Linked DNA regions of Homo sapiens: region 1 is linked to region 2. A link is an interaction called in ENCODE POLR2A ChIA-PET data of the cell type or tissue named here. Cell type or tissue: endothelial cell of umbilical vein. All regions are shown on one strand. Each heading gives the region's core, and the rest is flanking DNA. Links, peaks and the distances in the headings are about the cores only. Region 1 overlaps LOC105374536 (a long non-coding RNA gene). Region 2 has its middle 30 kb from the start of SLC34A2.

What was found. Peaks named below come from ENCODE experiments on the same cell type or tissue, not always from the same donor. Only the 100,000 strongest peaks of a DNase experiment are listed, where the experiment ranks them.
Region 1: POLR2A ChIA-PET joins it to region 2 with 6 read pairs; 2 of 35 experiments call an interaction of 5 or more read pairs at or near these places.

What each region holds. Positions count from the first base shown.
Region 1 is chr4:25,454,166-25,459,546 of GRCh38, reverse strand. The region is part of intron 3 of LOC105374536 (a long non-coding RNA gene); the gene reads right to left. Among named protein-coding and RNA genes, the nearest start is that of ANAPC4, 80 kb to the right of the region's middle. RefSeq lists an enhancer at 2,477-2,976. In endothelial cell of umbilical vein, for the core only: no CTCF peak of the experiment used is centred there; DNase peaks (open chromatin) are centred at 2,046 and 2,196; H3K27ac peaks cover 2,106 bases.
Region 2 is chr4:25,622,680-25,628,060 of GRCh38, reverse strand. It overlaps the pseudogene LOC100288962. Among named protein-coding and RNA genes, the nearest start is that of SLC34A2, 30 kb to the left of the region's middle. In endothelial cell of umbilical vein, for the core only: no CTCF peak of the experiment used is centred there; no DNase peak of the experiment used is centred there.

The DNA.
Region 1 (5,381 bases), core at 109-5,108, 170 kb after region 2:
GACATTGGTGAGAATGCTGAGAAAAGGAAACACTTATACACTGTTGGTGGGAATGTGAATTAGTACAACCTCTGTTGGAATGAGTATAGAGATTTCTCAAAGAACTATCATTTGATCCAGCAGTCCCACTACTGGGTAGCTACACAAAGGGAAAGAAATCATTATAACAAAAAGATACTTCCATACATATGTTATCACAACACTATTCACAATAGCAAAGTGATGTGGGTTGATGTGGAATCAACCTAAGTGTCTGCCAACAGATAACTGGATAAAGAAAATGTGGTCTATCTATATATATCAGAAAGAATAAAAAAGAATAAAATCTTGTCTTTTGCAGCAACATGGGTGGAACTGGAGGGCATTATCTTAAGAAAAATAATTCAGAAAGTCAAATATTACATGTTCTAACTTGTAAGTGTAAGCTAAATAATGAGTACACATGGATATGGAGAGTGGAATCATAGACGTCGGAGACTCATCAGCCTGTACAATATGGTGAAACCCCATCTCTACTAACAATACAAAATAATAGCCAGGTATGGTGGCGTTAGCCTGTAATCCCAGCTACTTGTAAGACTGAAGTGGGAGAATCACCTGAGCCCAGGAGGCTGAGGTTGCAGTGAGCCAAGATGGTGGGACTGCACCCCACCCTGCATAACCAGAGTCAGACCTTGTCTCAAAAAAGAAAAATAGTAAGACGCTGGAGATTCAAAAAGGTGGGAGGGTGGGATGGGGGTGAGGGATGAGAAATTACCTAATGGGAACAATGAACACTATTCAGCTGATGGTTATACTAAAAGCCTAGATTTTGCCTCTATGAAATATATTCATGTAACAAAACTGCACTAAGTCTATAAAAATAAAAATAAATGAATAGATAAATAACATTGGGGAAAACATTCTTCATGGAGTTTTAAAATTCAAATCAATACATTTTTTTCCCAAATAGATTGTAGAATCTTTGAGAGAAGGAACTATTTCCCAGTTGTTTTGATATGCCTCATGCAGTCTATTAAATTACCTGTGACAGGCAAACAGGGCTTCATCATTCACTCAGCAAACCTTTCTTGGAGGCTGCACTGAGCACCACCAATTCAGTGAGATCCTGGGAAATGAAGACCAGGCATGGGCTCTGCCCTAAAGGGTTCTCCCCTCCATTGTCTCCCATCTTTGTGGAGGAAACTGATCAGATGGATCCAAAAATCCAAGCTCGCCTCCTACCCTCACCCCATGGGAGGCCAGGCTCTATCCCTCAGTGAGGATTGATAGAATACAAGCAGAAAACTGGCATTCTAATAGAAAAGACAAAATGCTCTAAGAGCATCCTTGTTGATACGTGGGATCCTGATTAGAGTCCTCAGTGAAGCTCCCCAAAGGCAACATATTACTCCTGCCATGTACCATATGGGAAAACTAGGAGGCAGTGGCTCAGATACCAGAGTCCCGATTACTGGGGGCCTCTAGCATAGCTCATTCATCGTTGATCCTTTCAACAAATGTTGACTTATTACCTACCATGGGCCAAACACAGACTTGACTCTGGAGGCACAAAAATGAAAAGCTGGCAGGGTGCAATGGCTCACACCTGTAATCTCAGCACTTTGGGAGGCCGAGGTGGGCGGATCACGAGGTCAGGAGTTCCAGACCAGCCTGGCCAACATAGTGAAACCCCATCACTACTAAAATACAAAAAACAAACAAACAACAACAAAAAAAAAGACAAAAAAAAAACAAAAAACATGAGAGGCTGTGGTTAGTGAGAAGAGAAAAAGAATACAAGCAAGGCCAGGTGGGATGGCTTGCACCTGTAATTCCAACATTTTGGGAGGCCCAGGTAAAAGGATCACTTGAGCCCAGTAGGTTGAGGTTTCAATGAGCTATGATCGTGCCACAGCCTGGGCAACAGAATAAGACCATGCCTCTTAAAAAAAAAATCATGCAAGCCAACAATTATGCAATATGAAAATCCCTGGGAAACAGATGGGCCAGATAGCAGAGAGATTGCAATAGAGGTGCAGGAGGCTTCAGACTCTGGGGCTGTGACAGAGTCTAGCACAAGGAAGGAATGCTATAAACATTTGTGGGAGAAAAATGAGACAACAGACTTGGAAGATGAAGTGGAGGCAGGGGAGGGAGAAGGCATCCAAGCCAGAGGAAGCATTGTGTGCAAAGAGAGATGGAAATTCAGAAGAACCACAGGGGCTAGGAGAGAAATTCAGGGGAAAAAGCGGTAAGGAGGAGAGGCTTAGCAGGGTCCGGAGCTAGATTGTGAGGAATCTGGTACTCCAGGAAGAGAGATTTCACTGTGTCCTGTAGGTGCTGGAGTCACTGAAGAATTCTGAGAGAGGAAGTGACACATCTAAGTTGGGAGAAAGTTTCAGGAAATGAGTAGTCAGTAGAGGAGTCAAAAAAAATAAGGAAGAGCTTTAGAATTCCCAAACATTGGATTTGAAGGATAGGAGGTGATTGGGTCATTCTGGCATCTGTGAGGGAAGCAGGGAGGGAGTATTTGGGGAGGGGAAAAGCTGTAGCTGGGAGACAGGTAAAGAGGGCATTTATTATAACAGGGAAGGTGAAAAGGGCCAAGGTCTGAACTAGGGCGGGGCAGTGTTGACAGAGAGGAGGGGGACAGATGGGCAAGAGATTTAAGGGCCAGAATTGACAGCATTTGGTGGCTCATGGCATGTAGGGAGTAAGGAACAGTGAGGACTAAGATAAGACCCTGGATATGGCCATGGAGGAGGGAGCCACTATGATCCTTGACAAGACACATTTCTAGGTAGTGGTATGGGAACAAAGGATAGCTTAGGGTGCATTCAAGAGAGAATTGGAGGACAAGAAGTGGAGACAGCTGCTTCCAGGAGTTGTGTTAGGAGCAGAGACATAGAGCCACAGCTGGAGGCTGCTGGGGTCAAAAGCAGTTCTATATCTTAAAGGTGGGGGGTTTTATAGGACACTTGTATGTTGATGGGAATGAGCCAAAAGAGGGAGGGAAACTGGTGATGCAGGAAAGAGGAAGCCCCTGCAGGGTGAAGGCAAGCAGGACTGGCCAAAGAAAGAGTGCAGAGAAGTCATGGGTGGGGAGGCAGAGAGTGCAGATGTGTGGACAGGAGGCTGGCAGGAGCATCTTTTCTGTTGGCGTCTATTTTCTCAGTGAAACAGAAGGCTACATTATGAGCTGAGAGTGAGGATAGGAAGGAGGTGTTGGAGGTCTAAGGAAGGAGGAGAAGGTATGTTAGAGCATACCAAGAAAGGGAGCAGGGCCTGAGCAGTGACAACCAAGAGAGGGAGCAGGGCCTGGGGGGTAATGCATCCAGAATGGAGAAAAAAACAGTGAGCCAGGTGCCTGCGGTGCCCATGGATGCATGTGGGAATTACCAGGAGGTCAGCAAATGACAAGGACAACAAGAGTGCAAGGGGGCAGGGTATTGTGGAAATGGGCAGAGCCCCAGTGGAACTAAAAATCCCAATGAGGAGCATGGGGATTATACCTGCTCTAAGCTGGGTTGTTGAATGCAGAGAAAGAAGCTCCCTCCTCTCAAAAGAGCTGCAGGGTAAATGAGGTCCTCAAGCTAGAGTCTGGTTTCCCTTCGGGTTGGGAGGTGGAGAGTTGAAGGGAGGGTCAACAACTGGGGAGAGACTCCAGAGGCCACCATGGGAAATGTTGGGAGTGAAGTCAGCAGTTACGGGAAATCCATTGACATGTTCCTTTCTGATTGATACAAAGGATGCTTTCCTTTCCACTTTTGCAACCAAAGCCAATATATATCTGTTGAATGAATGATATGAATGGAAGAGTGATAAAATTATAAAAGGGGTGGGTCCTGGGTCATCAAGGGTCATTGCTATGGTTTGAATATGGCCCCCAAAGTTCATGTGTTGGAAACTTGTTCATGTGTCACATCTCAATGCAACCATGTTGAGAGGTGATTAGGCCATGAGGTCTCTGCCCTCACGAATGGATTGATGCCATTATTGTCAGGGCGAGTTCATTACTGGGAGAGCATACTTTTTATAACAGTGAGCTCGGCCTTCTCTTGATCTCATTCTTACTCCCTTTTGCCCTTCTGCCTTCTGCCACTGGATGACACAGCATGAAGGCCCTTGTCAGATGCCGATGCCATGCTCTCAGACTTCCCAGCCTCCAGAACCATGGGCCGAATACATTTCTATTCACTATAAATTATCTAGTCTGTTAGTATTCATAAAATGGACGAAGACAGTCATTTAATACCCTTTTCTTCCTCAAACTAAGAACTTGTCCCCCAAATAAACCACAAAGCTCTAATCTCTCCCTCCTCAGGAGCACCAAGATGAGGCAAAACTGCGTCTGCCATTGATGTGCAACTATCCCCCTCTCTCCATCCCTCTCTACACATACACAGGGCACCAAGTCTTACTGAAAAAAAATAACTCATCCAGACACAGAAACTGAGAGCACCTCCTTGCCTTCTTTCCTGGAGAGCAGGCTAGGTATTTCCATCTGAGAAAATACACAAATGTCAAGAAAGAACCAAGCACTGACAGCAGCAAACACAATGAGAGTGACTATTTACATAGTTCCATCAGGCATTAAGATGGTATTAATTTTCCATCTACTTCTGGGTTTTAAATGCCTAACCCCTGTCCTCTGTCTCCACCTTATATAGCCGGAGATTTTCACTGTGTCTAAATCTTATTTGCATCTGCCACCCTTTATTTCAAATCACTGAGACCTGGGGCCACTCACATCCTCATAGCTTTGCTCTGTGTGCCACAAGCATGATGCAGCCTTTCCCTAGCCAAGCCCTGGCAAAGAAGCAGCACACAAGCACCCCAAGAGAAAATAAATTCTCTCCAGGCTGCAGGATAGGTGCCAGATTCCTAAGTTTATCAGCAAAGCCCAGGTGTCCTCTTTGCTGCCTGGCCAGTTGACAAAAGCAAAGAAGAGTGTTAGCCATGGTTCACAATCATCCAAGAGGCTTTGGAAAGAAGAACTGGTACTGCAGTTGTCTGATTGTCTACACCTAACACGTAGATAAGGTTCTGCTGTCACTGCTCTTCAGAGGAAGGAGAATCAAGTGATCCAAGCCACTTGGCGTACTCAGAGGAATCAGGAAAAGCAAGAATAGAGAAGTCCATTCTTCTCACTGCAAGAACCCCCAGGTTCTGGGGTAGGTGGATTGAGTTCAAATCCTGACTCTACCATCTGTGTGATTTTGAGCAATGATGTAATTCCTCTGAGCATCAGTGCTCCAGCCTGTAAAATGCACATGTTAACTGCACTCACCTACTCACTGCTCAGGGTGGTTGTAGTGATTCCATTGTTAATGCAAACTAAGCTTCAGACACCAAAAGGGAGATATTCAATCACTGTCAGTCTCCCTCCTTTTCCTGGT
Region 2 (5,381 bases), core at 191-5,190:
CGGAGGTTGCAGTGAGCCGAGATCTCACCATTATACTCCAGCCTGGGCGACAGAACGAGATTCTGTATCAAAAAGTAGAAATTTGGACACAAACACAGAGGACCCTGTGAAGTCACAGGATAGTCACCTAGAAGCCAAGGAGAGAGGCTTCAGAAGAAACCGTCCCTGCCAGCACCTTGATTTCAGACTTCTAGCCTGGAAATGAAAGAAAATACATTTCTGTTATTTAAGCCACATAGTATGTGGTACTATGTTTGGCAGCCCTAGCAAACTAATACACAGCTATAAATAAGACCAAGTCCGTGTCCTCCAGCACCTCTATTCATCATGCATTCATTTTGTGAGGTTGAGTGAATACTTTTTACATATCTATTGCTATCTTTCAAAGCTGTGTAATCACGTGAATTTCACCCAAAAAGCCTTCATCAAAAGAGTCTCTTGGAGGAGGTGGGGGGAGGGAGAGCATCAGGATAAAAAGCAAATGTGTGTGGGGTTTAATACCTAGGTGAGGGGTTGATAGGTACAGCAAACCATCTTGGTACACGTTCACCAATGTAACAAACCTGTACATCCTGAACATGTATATGTATCCTGGAACTTCAAATAAAATAAAATAAAATAAGAAAGAGTCTCTTAATTCTTTTTTGTTTTGTTTTGTTTTGTTTTTGAGACAGGGTCTCACTCTGTCACCCAGGCTGGAGTGCAGTGGCATGATCAACAGTTCACTCAGCCTCAACCTCCTAGGCTCAAGCGATCCTCCTGCCTTAGCCTCCCTAATAGCTGGGACTACAGGCTCACACATTATGCCAGTCTAATTTTTAAAAAATTATTTCTTTCCTTTTTTTTTTTTTGAACAGAGTCTCACTCTGTCACCCAGGCTGGAGTGCAGTGGCACAATCTTGGCTCACTGCAACCTCTGCCTCCCAGGTTCAAGTGATTTCCCTGCCTCAGCCTCCTGAGTAGCTGGGACTACAGGCGCGTGCTTGGCTAATTTTGTATTTTTTTAGTAGAGATGGGGTTTCACCATGTTGGTCAGGCTGGTCTTGAACTCCTGACCTCAAGTGATCCACCCACCTCAGCCTCCCAAAGCACGGGCATTGCAGGCGTGAGACACCGTGCCCGGACTGAAATATTTCTTGTAGAGATGGGGGTCTCCAGCTGGATGCAGTGGCGGACGCCTGTAATCCCAGCTACTTGAGAGGCTGAGGCAGGACAATCGCTTGAATCCGGGAGGCGGAGGTTGCAGTGAGTCGAGGTCGCACCGTTGCACTCTGCTTGGGCAACAAGGGCAAAACTCCGTCTCAAAAACAAACAAAAACACAAAAAAAAGAGAGATAGGAGTCTCACTATGTTACCCAGGCTGATCTTGAACTCCTGGACTCAAGCAATCCTTCCCCCTTGGTGACCCAAAATGCTGGGATTATAGGCATGAGCCGCCACACCCAGCCAAGTCTCTTAATTGTAAGTGGCATTTTATCATTGTGTATATTTGTACTAAAAAAAGTCTCAGTTGGATACTAGCTTGCCTTTAACACTTTTCTAATACTTGCTAAGTTCCCTTTTTAAGCAGTAGAAAGGAAGCCATAGGCTTAGAACCTTCCTTAAGAAGCAATACCTGCATAGAATTGAATAACATTGCTGTTTTATTTTTTCCATTATATGCACTTTCAGGGTTACTTCTATCTAAATACAAAGTGATAATAATATTCCATTTGTCACAGTAATAGCATGTTTTCATTTCAAATAATTTTTTAGGCAAAAAGCAAGTGATTAGGCTTTAAGAATGAATATTCAATAAATAATAGTAATGTGATTTGTGTGTACGGCAAAATCATGATGATGGTATGAAAATGATAGAAAATTGGAAAATACTGAATGAGGTGATTTCTGTGCTCCCCTACTAAACAATCAGAGAAATTGCTAGCTTTATCATTTTTATTCATGTATTCACTTATTCATTGCACTGACACCGATTAAGCCCACCCTAGCTTCCAGACATTACATTAAGCATTTTCCCACAAAATATCTATTTCAGTGCAAAAATAGATGAGAAATATACACAGAACCACCTTTGTCTTATCCATTGCTGTATCGCCAGCACCTAGCACGCTGTGAAGGCACTCAAAACTTTGCCTTTGCATTATAGGGGCATTTTTGAGTCAAGATTCAACCTTTTTTTTTTTTTTTTTTAAGATAGGGTCTTGCTTTGTTGCCTTGGCTGGAGTACAATGGCACAATCATAGCTCACCGCAGCCTCGACCTCCTGGCCTCATGAAATTCTCCCTCCTTAGCTCCCCACACCAACCCCCACCCTCCACCAAATACATGGGATTACAGGGGCATACCACCATGCCTGGCTAATTTTCTTTTTCTTTTCTTTTCTTTTTTTTTTTTTTTTTTGAGACAGGGTCTCACTCTGTCATCCAGCCTGGATTGCAGTTGTGTGATCACTGCTCACTGCAGCAGCCTTGAACTCCTGACCTCAAGCAATCTTCCCACGTTGGCCTCCCAAAGTGCTGGGATTACAGGCATGAGACACTGTGCTTGGCCCACTTAAGCAAATTATAAACCCCCTTAGGCTCCCAATCCCATCTCGCCTCTACTTTAAAGTCTAATGTGACCTTCTCAGTGGAGAGAGACCCATTCTTCCTCAGAAATCCTGCTCATTTAGAGTTTGTATACATAACATGGAGACTCAACAGAAAGAATGATACAATTGCCTCTTCTGTTATTGCCTCCAAATGGTTTTAGCTAATTTCCTTGTGTAGACTATGAGCTCCTTGGTGACATAGAATAGCTTCCATTTTATGCGCTCTTTCACAGGGCTCCAAAAAAGTCCCCCTTTTCTGGAGATAACCAAAATCAGTTTCTGTTGCTTGCAACGAGACTACTCCCTGACTTATCCAGCATGAACAACGGGTGGGAAAAAATTTTTTGAATTAAGTTAAATAAATGCTACTAAGGACAATTTAACAGTCACATAGGGTGCTTAAGAGATTCCCTTACATCTCAGGCAGGGCCTATTTACTTATATGTTAAATTCATTCCTCACAAGCTCAATTATGCAGTTTTTATCAAAGTTAAAAATGAATATTAGGAAAACAGCTGTGGCAGGTGCTTCTATGAGAGAAAGAGCTGATAGCCCAGCCAAAACGAAGAGAGAAAAGCCACACATGGCAGAGACAGCCAAAAATTCAACAATCACAGTGATTTGGGTAGAGGTTAAAAAAAAATTCATGAGCTCAATAGAACTGGATGATAGCCCAGTATAATAGGCAGTGTTCATGATGGTGCCCTGAGTCATTTGGAGTAGGTTTAATTTTCTGGTATCTTCTATCTGCAGATAGCATGGAACTGAATAATTCATTTTAGAAAATTTCTAACCCAAATATCTACTTAAGAAAAAAAAAGTGTGGGGCTCTGTAGAAGGTTCACACTTGAAGAAATTCATACAATCATGAATTTCTTCATTCAACAAATATTTATTGAGCACCTACCCTGGACCAGGCACTGTCTTAGGTCAAGGATAGATGGATGATCAGGACAGATGAAGTAGATGCAGTGGGACACACCTATAGTCCCAGCTACTTGGGAGACTGAGGCAGGAGGATTGTTTGAGCTTGAGAGTTTGAGACTAGCCTGGGCAACATAGTAAGACCCTGTCTCTAAAAAAAAGACAAATGAGATTACTGGAGTTTATTTTATTTTATTATTTATTTATTTATTTATTTGAGACAGAGTCTTGCTCTATCACCCAGGCTGGAGTATAATGGCGCGATCTCAGCTCACTGCAAACTCCGCCTCCTGGGTTCAAGCAATTCTCCCGCCTCAGCCTCCCGAGTAGCTGGGATTACAGGCACCCGCCATTATGCTCAGCTAATTTTTGTATTTTTGTAGAGATAGGGTTTCACCATGTTAGCCAGGCTGGTCTTGAACTCCTGACCTCAGGCAATCCACTTGCCTCAGTCCCAAAGTGCTGGGATTACAGGTGTGAGCCACCTTGCCCGACCTGGAGTTTATTTTACATGGGGAAAAGACCATAATCAAAGAAACCCTTAAATAAACAGGATTATTTTATTTTATTTATTTTTTGCAAGTTGTTTTATTTATAATACCACCTTTTAAAAGGTCACTAAAGTTAACTGGACAATAAACTAGGCAGACATTGCTTTACAAAAAAAAAAGAAGGAAAGCTCAAAATGTCACTTATAGAGAACCCACAGTTCAGTTTTATTCACAGCAAAGAGAAAAGAAACTTTTGATCATACTAGAGGAAACTCAGCCACAGGTTTGGAATATGTACTCAAACTACACATGCAGTGAGGATGATATTCTGCTGATACAATTGATATGCTGCTGCGCTTGTCTACTGTTTGTCTGATATTGACAATTATAAACAGGGCAGTGCAACCAGTATTTGAAACTATCCTTGCAGTGTGACAGTGTCAGGCACAATATTTCATGTCTCTTCACACCACTGGTTCTCTTTGGGTATCTGGGCTTCCTCCAGTAAAGTCAGTTTTGGTATCAACGGAAGCCTGTTTGTGCAAATCTCCTCAGGAGCCTTCCCCTTGATCAAATAGGCAACAGTCTTGCATGGAACATCAAGCAAACCTTTGATGTCTAAGTAGTTTGCAGCCAAAATGACTTCAAAAAGTGTTCCTGGGTCAATTTTCAGGAATTTTTGGTCCCAAGCAGGGATAGCATCTGTTCGCTTTTCTTCATTCTCATCAGCCTCTGGAGGAGGAGGAGGGTTATCCTTTTGGTTGGTGCACCACTGAATTATCTTTTTAAAAAAAATTATTATTATTTATTTATTTATTTTTGAGATGGAGTCTTGCTCTGTGACCCAGGCTGGAATGCAATGGCGCGATCTCAGCTCACTGCAACCTCCGGCTCCTGGGTTCAAGCAATCCTCCTGCCTCAGCCTCCCGAGTAGCTGGGACTACAGGCATGCTGCCACCATGCCTGGCTAATTTTTGTATTTTTAGTAGAGACGGGGTTTCACCATCTTGGCCACACTGGTCTCGAACTCCTGATCTCATGTGATCCGTCGGCCTCAGCCTCCCAAAGTGCTGGGATTACAGGCATGAGCCACCGTGCCTAGCCTGAATGACCTTTTTAATATTGCTGCATTAACATTTGGCAGAGGAACTGGGTCATTATCTCCATCATCCATTCCCAAATTTTCCAACATGATTTTGAGAGTCACAGATTGTTTGGCAATTTCCACATCAACTTCAAATAGCTCTCCATCAGAACTCAGCAACTTAATTGAAGGTATTATGGGTGTTGGGTCTTAAGGAGACAGCCAGCTAGAGGCTAAGGAGAGCTTGACGGCCCCAGTGGAGAAAGAGGAAAGGCAGAGGACGGGGCCTCTG